Regions from separate parts of the Homo sapiens genome. Here all the other regions are linked to region 3. The links are chromatin loops, found by intact Hi-C in ENCODE. Cell type or tissue: natural killer cell. All regions are shown on one strand. Region 1 overlaps XYLT1 (xylosyltransferase 1). Region 2 overlaps LOC105371106 (a long non-coding RNA gene). Region 3 overlaps XYLT1 (xylosyltransferase 1).

Region 1 (4,000 bases), 110 kb before region 3:
CGTTCCCTGACTTCCTGCAGCTCAGGTTCCGATGGAGGGGACAGTGAGTCAGGGAGAAGGGGAGGGTCATCTGGGAAGGCTTTTCCAACAAGGTGACATTTAAGATGAAACAAAGAGAAGATAGTCCGGCATGGATTGCGGGGAGAGGAGGTAAACAATGTGGTCATTATGACAAGGACATGAAAGTCATTTGGGAAGAAGGACAGGAACAAGAGCCTGCAGGGGCTTCCAGGCCACCATCAACTGTTTTCTGGGGTGAGGTTCCCAACAGCCCTGCTAATGGGTTCATCATCTCTGTTTTATTAAAAACCTAGAAAAGTTGACTGGTTTAGAAATTGCAAGATTTGGAGGTGGAACTTGAACACTTGCAAAAAGTTGATCACGTTCTTTGAAGACAAAAATCACTCTGTCCAACAACCTTCCCAGAGTCCCTCTGCAGTTATTATCACTCCACCTCCAATGAAAGAACATTTGTCCTTTGCATGCAACGGCTTTTTCGATTCCCCACCTGCCCCTGCAGAATGATGATGTCCCCAACTCGGAACTTCTCTCCCTCATCTCCATGTCAAAACTTACCTGTCTTTGGTCCTGTCCTAAGGTGTTTGATTTTGAGGGTGGTGGTGTCTTACACTCCCCTCAGCTTGGTAACACTGATCTAGAGAGATGGCAGATGGGGGCTGCCTGACCTGGCAGCAGTGTCTGTCTGTGATGGCGGGCTGTGCTGTGCTGGAATGTCTTAGTCTGTTTACGACGCAAGACAAAGTGATCTCGACTTTCAGGAGTCAGGATACCTGGATTCCAGAACCTGTTCTGTGTCTTGCTTGGTGTGGCTTTGGGCTGCCTGCCTTTCAGGTTCTCTGTTTCCCCGTCTTTAAAATGGTCTGAGGGATTCTGGGTCCCTTGTGCTCTGAACTTTTAGGTCTCTTGTGGTTACCTGTGCCCTGATTGCACATGTCTCTTCTTCCAGCCGTGTGTGTGACCCACGTGTCCTTTCCCACTTCCATGTGTACGTGGCTGTTTTGGTGTGATTGTCTGCAGAAAAGAGTCCTTTCCTCCCAGTACCTCCCACTTCTACCTAACAATAAACTCTAGAATCCTTCTCACCTTTTTTTTTTTGTTTGTTTGTTTGTTTGTTTGTTTTGAGACGGAGTCTCGCTCTGTTGCCCAGATTGGAGTGCAGTGGCGCAATCTCAGCTCACTGCAACCTCTGCCTCCTGGGTTCAAGCGATTCTCCTGCCTCAGCCTCCTGAGTAGCTGGGATTACAGGCGCCTGCCACCATGCCTGGCTAATTTTTGTATTTTTAGTAGAGGTGGGGTTTCACCATGTTGGCCAGGCTGGTCTTGAACTCCTGACCTCAAGTGATCTGCCTGCCTCCACCTCCCAAAGTGCTGGATTACAGGTGTGAGCCACCACTCCCGGTCCTTCTCACCTTTTATTAGTAACTGCCATCACCATCATAGCTGGTCTTGGATTCATTAACTCCATCAGGTTATTCCCAGTGGTGGAAACAGTGAATGGCACACAATAGGTGCTCAGTAAATATTTTTGTTTCCTTCAGAAATTGCCTGAAAGATCAGATGAGATGTCTTAAAAGTGAGAGCTATGGAACCCCACTTTAAGATGACATTTTAAGATCCAAAGGCCAAAGATATTCTAGAACAAGGAATCATGCCTTGTTCCATGGGTTCTTGTCAGCTCCTCACCCATACTGATGGCACCTTAAGGTCCACCTGTGTTCTTAGTAGTTGATGCATAGTCCTGTTGATGATGATAAATAATAGTAATTAGCAGCTACCATTTATTAAGCACATACTACATGTTAGGCGTTTTATATTTAATGCTTCCAACACCTAGTGTTGTCAGCATTGTCAGAGTCACTGTTTTATGGACAGAGGAAGTGAGGCACAGAGAGGGGAAGTAACTCTCGCAAGGTTGCACAGCTCCCCACAAGCCCGTGTGCATAACCACCACGTCACTTGATGCTAAGTCCCGTTGATGGGACTGAAGACCAGCCAGACAGGGGAGGCGCCCTCTTCCAGGTGCTGGGCCTGCCCCGTCCCCGCAGCCCATAGGGGAAGTGTCCACAGCTGCAGGCCTGGCAGACACCCAATCTTCTCCTACCCTCTCCAGGGGCTGCTGTTCTCCATGCCCGTGGAATTGCTGAGATCCTGCAGACAGCAGTGAGAAGCTGGCTACTGTCGTCAGAGCCTTTCCCCAGGATGGGGCTGCAGATTTGGCCCCAGCCCTCCTTTGGCCTGCTCAGCTGGCCTGGGGCAGCAGGAGAGAGTGGAAGAGAGGCATGAACTTGCTTTCATCAGAGGGAGCCCAGGGCATGCTCTGTGGGTTCAGAGGAACTTCCTTGGGCGTGTGGGTGAGACCAGGCATGGCATGACACTTATATGCCACTTCCTTCTCCACCAAAACGTCCCTCTTTGTCTCAGTTGGTGGAATGAAGTGCAATGCAGTAGAGAAGCACGGGGACTTGGCGCCAAGGTGCCGGAGTTCGCAGCCTGGCTCTGCCACCCAGCAGCTGTGTGACTGAAGTCTTTGTGCCTCAGCTCCTTCATCTGTAAAATGGGGATGATGATGAACCCACTTCAAAGGGTTGTCAGGAGAAATAAATGAGTTAATACATGCACCTCATTTAGCACAGTGTCTGGGCCTGTATTAAGCACCATAACATGCTGCTGCTGCTGCTTCCTCCTCCTCTTCCTCTTCCTCTGCCCTCCTCCTCCTCCACCCTCCTCCCCTTCCCCCTCTTCCTCCTCCCCCCTCTTCCTCCTCCCCCCTCCACCTCCCCTCACCCTCATCTTCCATTATTATTATTACTGTTGATTCTTGTAGGAGGAGGAGGAATTGGATGAGGGAGATTTGCCTGGTCAACTCTGCCTCTTCCTCTCCCTCCTTCCTCTGGAGCTGTGTGGGGACTAGATTGTGTTGCTGGCTGTGTGGCCTGCGGTCAGTCACATAGCTTCTCTGTATGCATTTTCCCACCTAAAATGAATACAGCAATTGTAATAATGATAATAATGATAATATGCTTCATTTTAAGATGCACATTTTTTACTGTGTCGCCCAGGCTCACAGCCATTTTATTTTATTTTATTTTTGAGACAGAGTCTTGCTCTGTCTGCGCCCAGGCTGGAGTGCAGTGGCGCAATCTCGGCTCACTGCAACCTCCGCCTCCCGGGTTCAAGCAATTCTGCCTCAGCCTCCCAAGTAGCTGGGATTTTAGGCATGTGCCATCACGCCTGGCTAATTTTTGTATTTTTAGTAGAGATGGGGTTTCACTATGTTGGCCAGGCTGGTCTTGAACTCCTGACCTCAAGTGATCCACCCGCCTTGGCCTCCCAGAGTGGTGGGATTACAGGTGTGAGCCACCACATCTGGCCAAAGATACACATTTTTAATATTTAGTAAATAGCCTTTCTGAAATCTGGGATGAATTTTACAATTGATGTGTATGTTTCCTTAATGTTTCAGCACACACCCTTTTGCCCCAAATTGTTATTCAATCAATGATGCATGTCACAAGCGACAGGGTCTTACAATGAAGCACAGAGGCCACAATGTCCACAATGTGCCAAGCAAGGTACTGGGTGTTTTTTAAATGCCTCATTTTTTAAAACTCTTACTGCAGCCCCAGAAGTAGTACTCATATTCTCCCATTTTACAAATGTGGACATTGAGGCTTAGAGGGTGAAAAGTGGCTTTCGTGGAAGGTCGCTTGTTCACACAGCAGAGCTGCTATCCAACCACCCTCCATGGGTCTTACGACATAGGCTGAAACTCTTTTTCCAAGAGCATCCCATAAGCACCTCTCTCCTTCTCCCTGGGATGTAGGAATATGTTCCTAAAGACAGCTTCAAGCTTCTAGGATGGAAATGCTAGTGGTAGTCTTAAAATATGAGCCCCTGCCAAGTTCCAAATGTCTTTGACCCATGAACTCAGCAGCAGGACGGCATGTCTGGGAGACCCTCCCAAGTCATGCTTTGTGCA
Region 2 (4,000 bases), 130 kb before region 3:
GCCTGTCTGTCTGTGACCTCGCATGCTGTGGGTGGGGCTCCAGGGACGTTCAAGGTCCTGGCTCCTCTGACCTCCACGTGGAATCCTTGCACTTGCAAATGCTTATTGGAGAGACTCTGGGATTCCTAGTGGGCTGGGAGGGTGTTCAGCGTACCACTCACTGACACTCAGAAACAGGTGACCCACCTGTTCATGATTTCTGTCTCAACGCAGAAGTGAAACGTAGGGGGAATTTTTTAATTTTTCAAGAGCAAAATTTGTAGAGTCTGGGTGAAAACAGGCTCTAATAAACCAAAAAGAAATAAATGCATGATCGAAATTTTAAAAAAGAATGTATTTGGCTAAATTTAACTCTTAGGCTGAAGTTTATTTAAATGCAGAAGGCATATCCAGCCCTAGCTCTCTGGCACCTGGGGCAGGAGCATTGAGGCAAGGGGAGAACATTGCTTTACAGACCACCCTGCCAATGCAACCAGGCTAATATTCCTTCAACACTGCTATTGGCCGGTGCTATCATTTTGTATAAACTGTATGACACTCTGCTATATACACTGCCCCATTTCCCTGCCTCCAACCCCCCAGCCTTAAAACATACGTATTATTTTTCTTCACTACTTACAGTTGAGAGTATCGAGGTTTGGTGACATTAACTAACCTGCTTAACATCACACAACTAACAAGTTGCCGAGATGGTGTTTGAACTTGGGTTCCTTGAACTTCTAAGCATGGGGTTCCAACCTGCCAGCATCCCAGGCTCATTCCTACCTGCCCCATAGATCAGTGTTCATTCCACCCCCAAAATGTATTCAGTGCCCTGCACTGTGCAAAGCACCAGAAAAAGTAGAGATGAATGAGACTTGGTCCTAACCCTTGGGGGTATGTGCAATCTTCTATCAAAGTCGAGGATGAGGTTTTAGTGCTACTTTCTCCAGGCAGCCCTGGATACCTTTGGACACTCATAATTGGCAGTGCCCTACTGTTACTAATAAAAACTAATAACAAAATAAATAAAAATTAATAAATAAAATAAAAATTAATAATAAAAAATTAGTGGGTGTGGTGACGTGCACCTGTAGTCCCAGCTACTTGAGAGGCTGAGGCCAAACAATTGCTTGAGCCTGGGAGTTTGAGGCTGCAGTGAGCCATGATTGTGCCCCTGCACTCCAGTCTGATCAACAGAGTGAGAACCTGTCTCAAATAAATGAAGAAAAATAAATAAGACACATATCATCTAACATTTACGGAGCACTTACTATGTGTCAGTCACTATAGGAAAAAGCCTTTCTTATGGATTATCTCATTGAATCCTTATAAGAAACTTATGAGAATGGCCCTTTTATCAGCCTCATTTTACAGATGAGAAAACTGAGGCCTCGAGGTAAACAACTGATACTTAGAAATCCGAGTCAAAAAGTAGCAGAGCTGAGTAAACCTGGGAAATCTGACTCTTAACCATTTTGCACACTGACTCCGCTGTGGCTGCCCCCTCCTCTGACCCCATCCCGCGCCTGTCTTGTCCCATGACCTCTTCTGACAGCTCCTTGAGAGAGAAGAACCCTTTCCCCCTGGCCTTCCACTTTCTCTCACAGCCCCGAGCTCAGTGCTGGGCACACCTAGGAGCTGAAAACTACTGATTAACTGATTTACTCCCCCCTTCACTGGAAAATGGCGATGAAACAAGATTTGGGGTGGAGGTGGGGAGGGAATCCCACAGATCAGTCTGGGGCTTCTTCAGAGCTCTGGCTCTTGGTCAAGTGAGATTAGGAACGATATTTTAAGAGCAGAGTTCCTTAGGAAATCTTCTACACGCCTATAGTTTGCTTTCCCAGCATGACGTCCGGCACATAATAGGGTCCAATACATCTTTGTTGAATGACTGAATGAGCTTTAAAAATTCTAAGGACTCTCACTGCTGTTGCTAGGGCTGCCGCTGGAGTCTCAGGCGGTGCTTTCGGCTCTGTCTTATACATCAAGCTCTGCCTGTCTCGCTTTTACACCACAGTGGAAGCCAAAGCCGGGGCCCCTTCGAATGCAAAGTGGCTGCTTTTGCTTGGTTTGGCTTAGAAGACATGATGCCCGGCCCCTGCTCCCAGGGGTTCTGGCACTGCCCAAACCAACTGCGCCCCCTGGTACTGAGATACATGTGCACTGCAGATTCGTCAAAATTCACGCCCTTCTCCCACTCCAAGCCACCCGCTGTTCTGATCTCATCTTTGTCTCACCTCCTTACCCAAAGATTCTTGAGGTGCAGGAAGACAGCTCCAGTGACCCCAGAAGCTTGCCTTCCTATTCTTCGATCTCGGGTGATTTTTCATCCTAAAACCATCACATAAGCTGTTTATGGCGTCCATAACCCGCCTGGAGCCTTTAAACCTCTTTCTTGCATGGCTTTTTATAAGTCTGAGATAAACAAACAACTCTCTCTCCAGGGACTTGGAGCCCAGATCCTTAACCTCACTCCTTAAGCCCCTGGCCCCTGAGGGAGTGGAGCCAGAGGGTGGGCCCCAAAGGACTGTGGTTAAATGTGAGATGTGGAGGAAGCAGATAACATCATTGCTGCTAACGGGAAAAATGCGGCCAGAGACCTTGAAGCAAAGATGAGCCAGAGGGCAGGGTTGCCAAGAGGCTCCAGAGCAGCCTCTGCTGGGTTGAGAAGCTCTGCTGAGACACTAAGAGAGCGTTCTGGCAACATGTGAAATCTTGGGGGCTGTCTCCTCCAACCCCTCATTTGGCACTAAAGAAATCTAAGTCCTGGGAGGGGAGGTGGCTTGGCCAAGGTCATATAACCTCGGGAGGCTGCGTGGAATAAATGATGGAATCTGTTCCCTGCACCTACTTCTTTCCCATCAGACCCTGATCTCTATAGGGCATCCAAGTTGTTACAGGGAGGCTGGCTTCACCCCAATGGCGGAGGTGAAATATGGGATCTTGGCCAAGTTGATCGGCATTTTCTAACTTCCTGGCCACACTGATTGGTCTCGGAGTGACCCAGAACTTAAGACTGGTCTAATCAGAAAAAAAATCTCCGAACCTTTGAGGAAAATCCTGGGAAATACTGACCCTCCTTTCCCTGGGCTAGAAATGAACACAGGATACAAAGTAGTCGCAGCAGCTGAGGCCAGGCATCGTGTGACATCAAGAGGGAATAAGGTAGACTCCATGGAAAGCAGAGAGGAGAGATGGAAAGAAAAGGAATCCCAGGTGATAATTGTGAGTTGCTAGATCAAACCTCACCTGAAGCCTTTCCTCTGCAATGTTCAGCTACATGATCCAGTAAAGTATATTTTTAAGACAGACCGGGCTGGGCACAGTGGCTGATGCCTGTAATCCCAGCACTTTGGGAGGCTGAGGCAGGCAGATCACCTGAGGTCAGGAGTTTGAGATCAGCCTGGCCAACATGGTGAAACCTCGTCTGTACTAAAAAAAAAATTAGCTGGGCGTGGTGGCACATGCCTGTAATCCCAGCTACTCGGGAGGCTGAGGCATGAGAATTACTTGAACCCAAGAGGCAGAGGTTGGAGTGAGCTGAGATCACACCACTGCACTCCAGGCTGGGTGATGGAGTGAGACTGTGTCAAAAAAAAAAAAAAAAAAAAGACTTAAAAGATAGACTTAAGTCTTATTACTGTTAGTAATAGATGTTATTGCTTGTAAACAAAATATCCCCAACTGATAAACAGATGACTGGTGGCCCTAGAAACTTGCCTCTGGTCTTTTACTCCTGGTTAGGGGTGCTGGGCCCAAAGGGAAGGCCTCTATGCCAGGCTACATGCCTGGCTAAGCTTTAGATACAACTAAGGTTGATTGGTTTGGAGTTTACAACCCCCACTAGCATACATTTTATACTTTTCTTGTTCAGGCAAGTGGACTGGCTAATTACATGGGTTCAGAAAGCATTTTTTCTTGGCGCTTACTCCCGTCCTGCCCTCATGAACCCTTAGCATTTTTGCACATCTCTACAGCAATGCTTATCTCACCATATATATATATATAATATTAT
Region 3 (4,000 bases):
ATAGTCCTACGTTTGAATCCCAACTCTTTCACTTGCTCAGTGCATCACCTTTGAGAAAGGCTTTTAGCTTCTGAGCTTCAGCTTCCCAACTAGTTAAAGCAGCCATGAGGACTGCTAAGAGGATAAGCTGGAGACACCCTCTTGTCACTTGTGAATGCAAGCTGCGTCACCCCCTGCCTTTTCTCTCTTGTGGAAGTAGCAGGCTTGGGGAGCAGAGGCTCTCCAGCCTCCGTGCCTCCATGCACTGCCTCCTGCATCCCTGTGCCACAGAGAGGGCAAAGACTTTGGCATTCTCTGCAGGGATTTGCTTTGTGCCTTCTCTGGAATGTTCCTCCTCCTCTGTTTAGGTAGCTGGTTTCCTCTTTACAGAGAGGGAAGCAGCACGAGTTGAAATACCAGGATGTTTTTGGCAGCCAAACTAGGTGCTTGTCTCAAGAGCAAGCTGGGACATTTTTTGCCTGCGTGCAGTTCAGAGATGAACTGTGTCGTCACCACATGAGTGAAGCCCAGAACTGCCTGGATGACGAGTGGTCAGAGTAGCAGAGGCTGAGACATCTTCTAAGGAAATAAAAACGGGCCAACAGCTGGCCCCTTGGGTCTCACCTCTGCCACCCACAGGCTGAGGAAGCTCCTTTTCTGGCCTGGGGTATGTTCAGACATGGCCAGGTAGTGGACTTGCCTGTGTTAGGCCGGGCGCAGTGGCTCACGCCTATGTATAATCCTAGAACTTTGGGAGGCTGAGGCAGGCAGATCACTTGAGGCCAGGAGTTTGAGACCAGCCTGGCCAACATGGTGAAACACCGTCTCTACTAAAAATATAAAAATTAGCCAAGCGTGGTGGCGCATGCTTGTAGTCCCAGCTACTCGGGAGGCTGAGGCAGGAGAATCACTTGAATCCGGAAGGCAGAGGTTGCAGTGAGCCAAGATCACCACACTGCACTCCAGCTTGGGTGACAGAGACCTGTCTCAAAAAAAAAAAAAGAATCCTTAGACAGTTGGCTGCGAAGACACATCTCAAAAGCCCCAAGGTGTACCAGATCTTATCAACCCCATTCTTTTGCCTCCAGCCTCACTACAGTGCTTAAGGGACTCCCTTCCCCAGGGCAACCTTGTTTACCCTGTGGACTGACTAACCTGGGGTCACTTGATCTGGGCACTACTGACATTTGGGACAGGATTATTCTTTTTTTTTTTTTTTTGAGATGGAGTCTCCTTCTGTCACCCAGGATGGAGTGCAATGGCGTGATCTCGGCTCACTGCAAGCTCCACCTCCCGGGTTCGTGCCATTCTCCTGCCTCAGCCTCCTGAGTAGCTGGGACTACAGGCGCCCGCCACCACGCCCGGCTAATTTTTTTTTTTTTTTTGTATTTTTTAGTAGAGACGGGGTTTCACCGTGTTAGCCAGGATGGTCTCAATCTCCTGACCTCGTGATCCGCCCGCCTTGGCCTCCCAAAGTGCTGGGATTACAGGCACCCGGCCTGGGACAGGATTATTCTTTGTTGTGAGGCTGTTCTCTGCATTGTAGAATGTTTAGCAGCATCTCTGGCATGTACACACTAGATTTTAATGACACTCCCTCCTCCAGTTGTCTCACAAATGTCTCTGGACATTGCCGAATATCTCTGGGGAGCAAAAGCACCCCTGAGCTGAAAACCACGGTCCTAACCAAGTATGGGTAGCAGAGAATGTGTAAAAATCAACACCCGTTGACTGTAATGAGACGGAGCTGGTGACGTTTAGGTGAAGTCTGCTGGTTGAACGCCTCCCTGTAAATGTCATTGGGCTTTAATTTTTTGCTTCCAAGTGACCTCATGTGACCTGGAGTTACAAACAAGATAGCATGTGCCAAGTGTTTCACTGTGGGTGTGATGAGGTACGGAAGAACGCTCTCTTGATTCCTCTTCTCATTTAAAAAGCCAAGCACACTGGGTATGGTGGCTCATGCCTGTAATGCCAACACTTTGGGAAGCCAAGGTGGAAGGATTGCCTGAGGCCAGGAGTTTGAGACTAGCCCGAACAATATAACAAGACCATCTCTACAAAAAAATAAAACATAATCTGCGTGTAGTGGCCCGTGCTTTTAGTCCCAGCTACTCGGGAGGCTGAGGTGGGAGGATCACTTGAGGCCAGGAGATGGAGGTTGCAGTGAGCTGTGATTGCGCTACTGCACTCCAGCCTGGGTGATAGAGCGAGATCCTGTCTCAAATTATTCTTTTTTTTCATTTTAAAACTAAAACGCCAGCACAACCTTGAGGCACAAAAGGATGTAGGGCCTCCAGCTCACATCTGGGGGATGGAGACCCCAAGCCCACCTATGCCTGAGTCGCTGTTGATGCAGCAGGCACTGGGTGCCGTGAAGCAAGAGGAGTTCGTGGCACAATCCCGGAGGCCTGTCCCCTGAAAGACCGCAGGGAGACGGTTTTCAGATCTGCAGTAGTTTGGCTGTCACAGGAGATTGTGGGTTTGCCTGACACCCGAAAATAGTCTGTGGCTTCAGGGGCTGACGTTGTAACATGTTCAACCCTTGCTGGCATTTACTCCCTGGACTCTGTGAAAGGGTCCTGTGTGCAGAGCAGCTGCCTGAGACAACCAGGCTGCTGTGTGCCATGTTGGCCGTGAGGTGTTTACGTGTTACTTTCTTGTTGGGTGTTCCACCCTGTTCTCTGCGGGCAGCTGTGACTGGAAACATGTTTTTTCAAAATTTATGTTTTGTTTTTATAAACATTTTTCTTTAGGGACTCGAAGTTTTTTTCTGGATTTGCTTTTCATCATCGCAATTATCAATAGCATATCATATTATCATGTGATAATATTGATCAGTGTATTCAATAAATATGTGTTGAGTGCCTACTACGTTCTGGATACTGTTTTAGGAGCTGGAGATACAACAGCCAACATGACAGAAATTCTTACTCTTCTGAGCACACATTCTATACAGGTAGTAAATGAGAAACGCATGTGTTTTTTTTTGAGACAGGGTCTCTCTCTGTTGCCCAGGCTGGAGTGCAATGGTGCGATCTCGGCTCACTGCAACCTCCGTCTCCCGGGTTCCAGCGATTCTCCTGCCTCAGCCTCCTGGGTAGCTGGGATTACAGGCACGCGCCACCTCGCCCAACTAATTTTTGTACTTTTAGTAGAGATGGGGTTTCACCATGTTGGCCCGGCTGGTCTCGAACTCCCAACCTCATGGGATCTGCCTGTCTCGGCCTCCCAAAGTGCTGGGATTACAGGCATGAGCCGCCACGCCCAACCGAGAAATGCATGTTGATATGTCATGTCAGATGGCGATGAGAGCATGGGAGAGCAAAGCAGGGGAGGACTGTGGGCTAGGTAAGGCCAGTTGGAGATAGGTTGCCCTTTTCCTTTGGTGGAGACAATTCCATGCAGCAGTGTTTGAGCAAAGATCTCAAAAGCATGAGTGGTGGAGCTCTGCAGAAAGAGGAAGGAACAGGAGCAGCCAGGGCAAAGGCCCTGAGATAGAATGTGGTTGGTGTGTTGGTTGCCAGCAGAGCCTGGTGTGGCTAGAACAGCATGAGTAAGGGAGAGAGGGGCGGTGGAGGTGAAGCTAGATCATTAGAACCTTGGGAAACTTAGAAGGGTCCTTGCTTCACTCCACACTGGGAAGTCTTCAGAGGATTTTAAACAGAGGAATGACATGGCCTTGCCTTGGAAAATGGGATTGGTGGCTGCCCTGCTGAAAATGTACTGTAATGGGTCAAGGGCAAGAACAGGGAGATGGGTGAGGGGGAAGGATGTTGTAATCTGTTAGGGGACATGCAGGGGTGGTTTGGACCAGAGTGTTAATAGTGAAAGCCAAAAGAAGTAGTTTATACCTACTCCGTGTACACAAAAATTAAAAATGAAATAGTTTGATGCTGGATGTGTTCTGAAAGGAGATAGAGCATACGGGACCTACAGAGGATTAATGCAATACAAGCACATGATGAAAACAATTAAATGATTCAAAAGCACATCACTTCCTATACCTATTCTTCAGAGA

Evidence for each region. Hi-C counts contacts between places; a loop is a spot of excess contacts. Peaks named below come from ENCODE experiments on the same cell type or tissue, not always from the same donor. Only the 100,000 strongest peaks of a DNase experiment are listed, where the experiment ranks them.
Region 1: it touches region 3 in a loop (3-fold over the local background); 2 of 110 quality-filtered maps call a loop at or near these places.
Region 2: it touches region 3 in a loop (4-fold over the local background); 17 of 110 quality-filtered maps call a loop at or near these places.

What each region holds. Positions count from the first base shown.
Region 1 is chr16:17,447,479-17,451,478 of GRCh38, reverse strand. All of the region lies in intron 1 of XYLT1 (xylosyltransferase 1), which reads left to right. Among named protein-coding and RNA genes, the nearest start is that of XYLT1, 21 kb to the left of the region's middle. In natural killer cell, no CTCF peak of the experiment used is centred here; DNase peaks (open chromatin) are centred at 1,998 and 2,408; H3K27ac peaks cover 1,738 bases.
Region 2 is chr16:17,472,785-17,476,784 of GRCh38, reverse strand. All of the region lies in intron 2 of LOC105371106 (a long non-coding RNA gene), which reads left to right. Among named protein-coding and RNA genes, the nearest start is that of XYLT1, 3.8 kb to the right of the region's middle. In natural killer cell, CTCF peaks have their summits at 2,117 and 2,495; DNase peaks (open chromatin) are centred at 2,114 and 2,614.
Region 3 is chr16:17,341,692-17,345,691 of GRCh38, reverse strand. All of the region lies in intron 2 of XYLT1 (xylosyltransferase 1), which reads left to right. Among named protein-coding and RNA genes, the nearest start is that of XYLT1, 130 kb to the left of the region's middle. RefSeq lists an enhancer at 1-82. In natural killer cell, no CTCF peak of the experiment used is centred here; DNase peaks (open chromatin) are centred at 501, 1,031, 1,771 and 2,491; H3K27ac peaks cover 2,784 bases.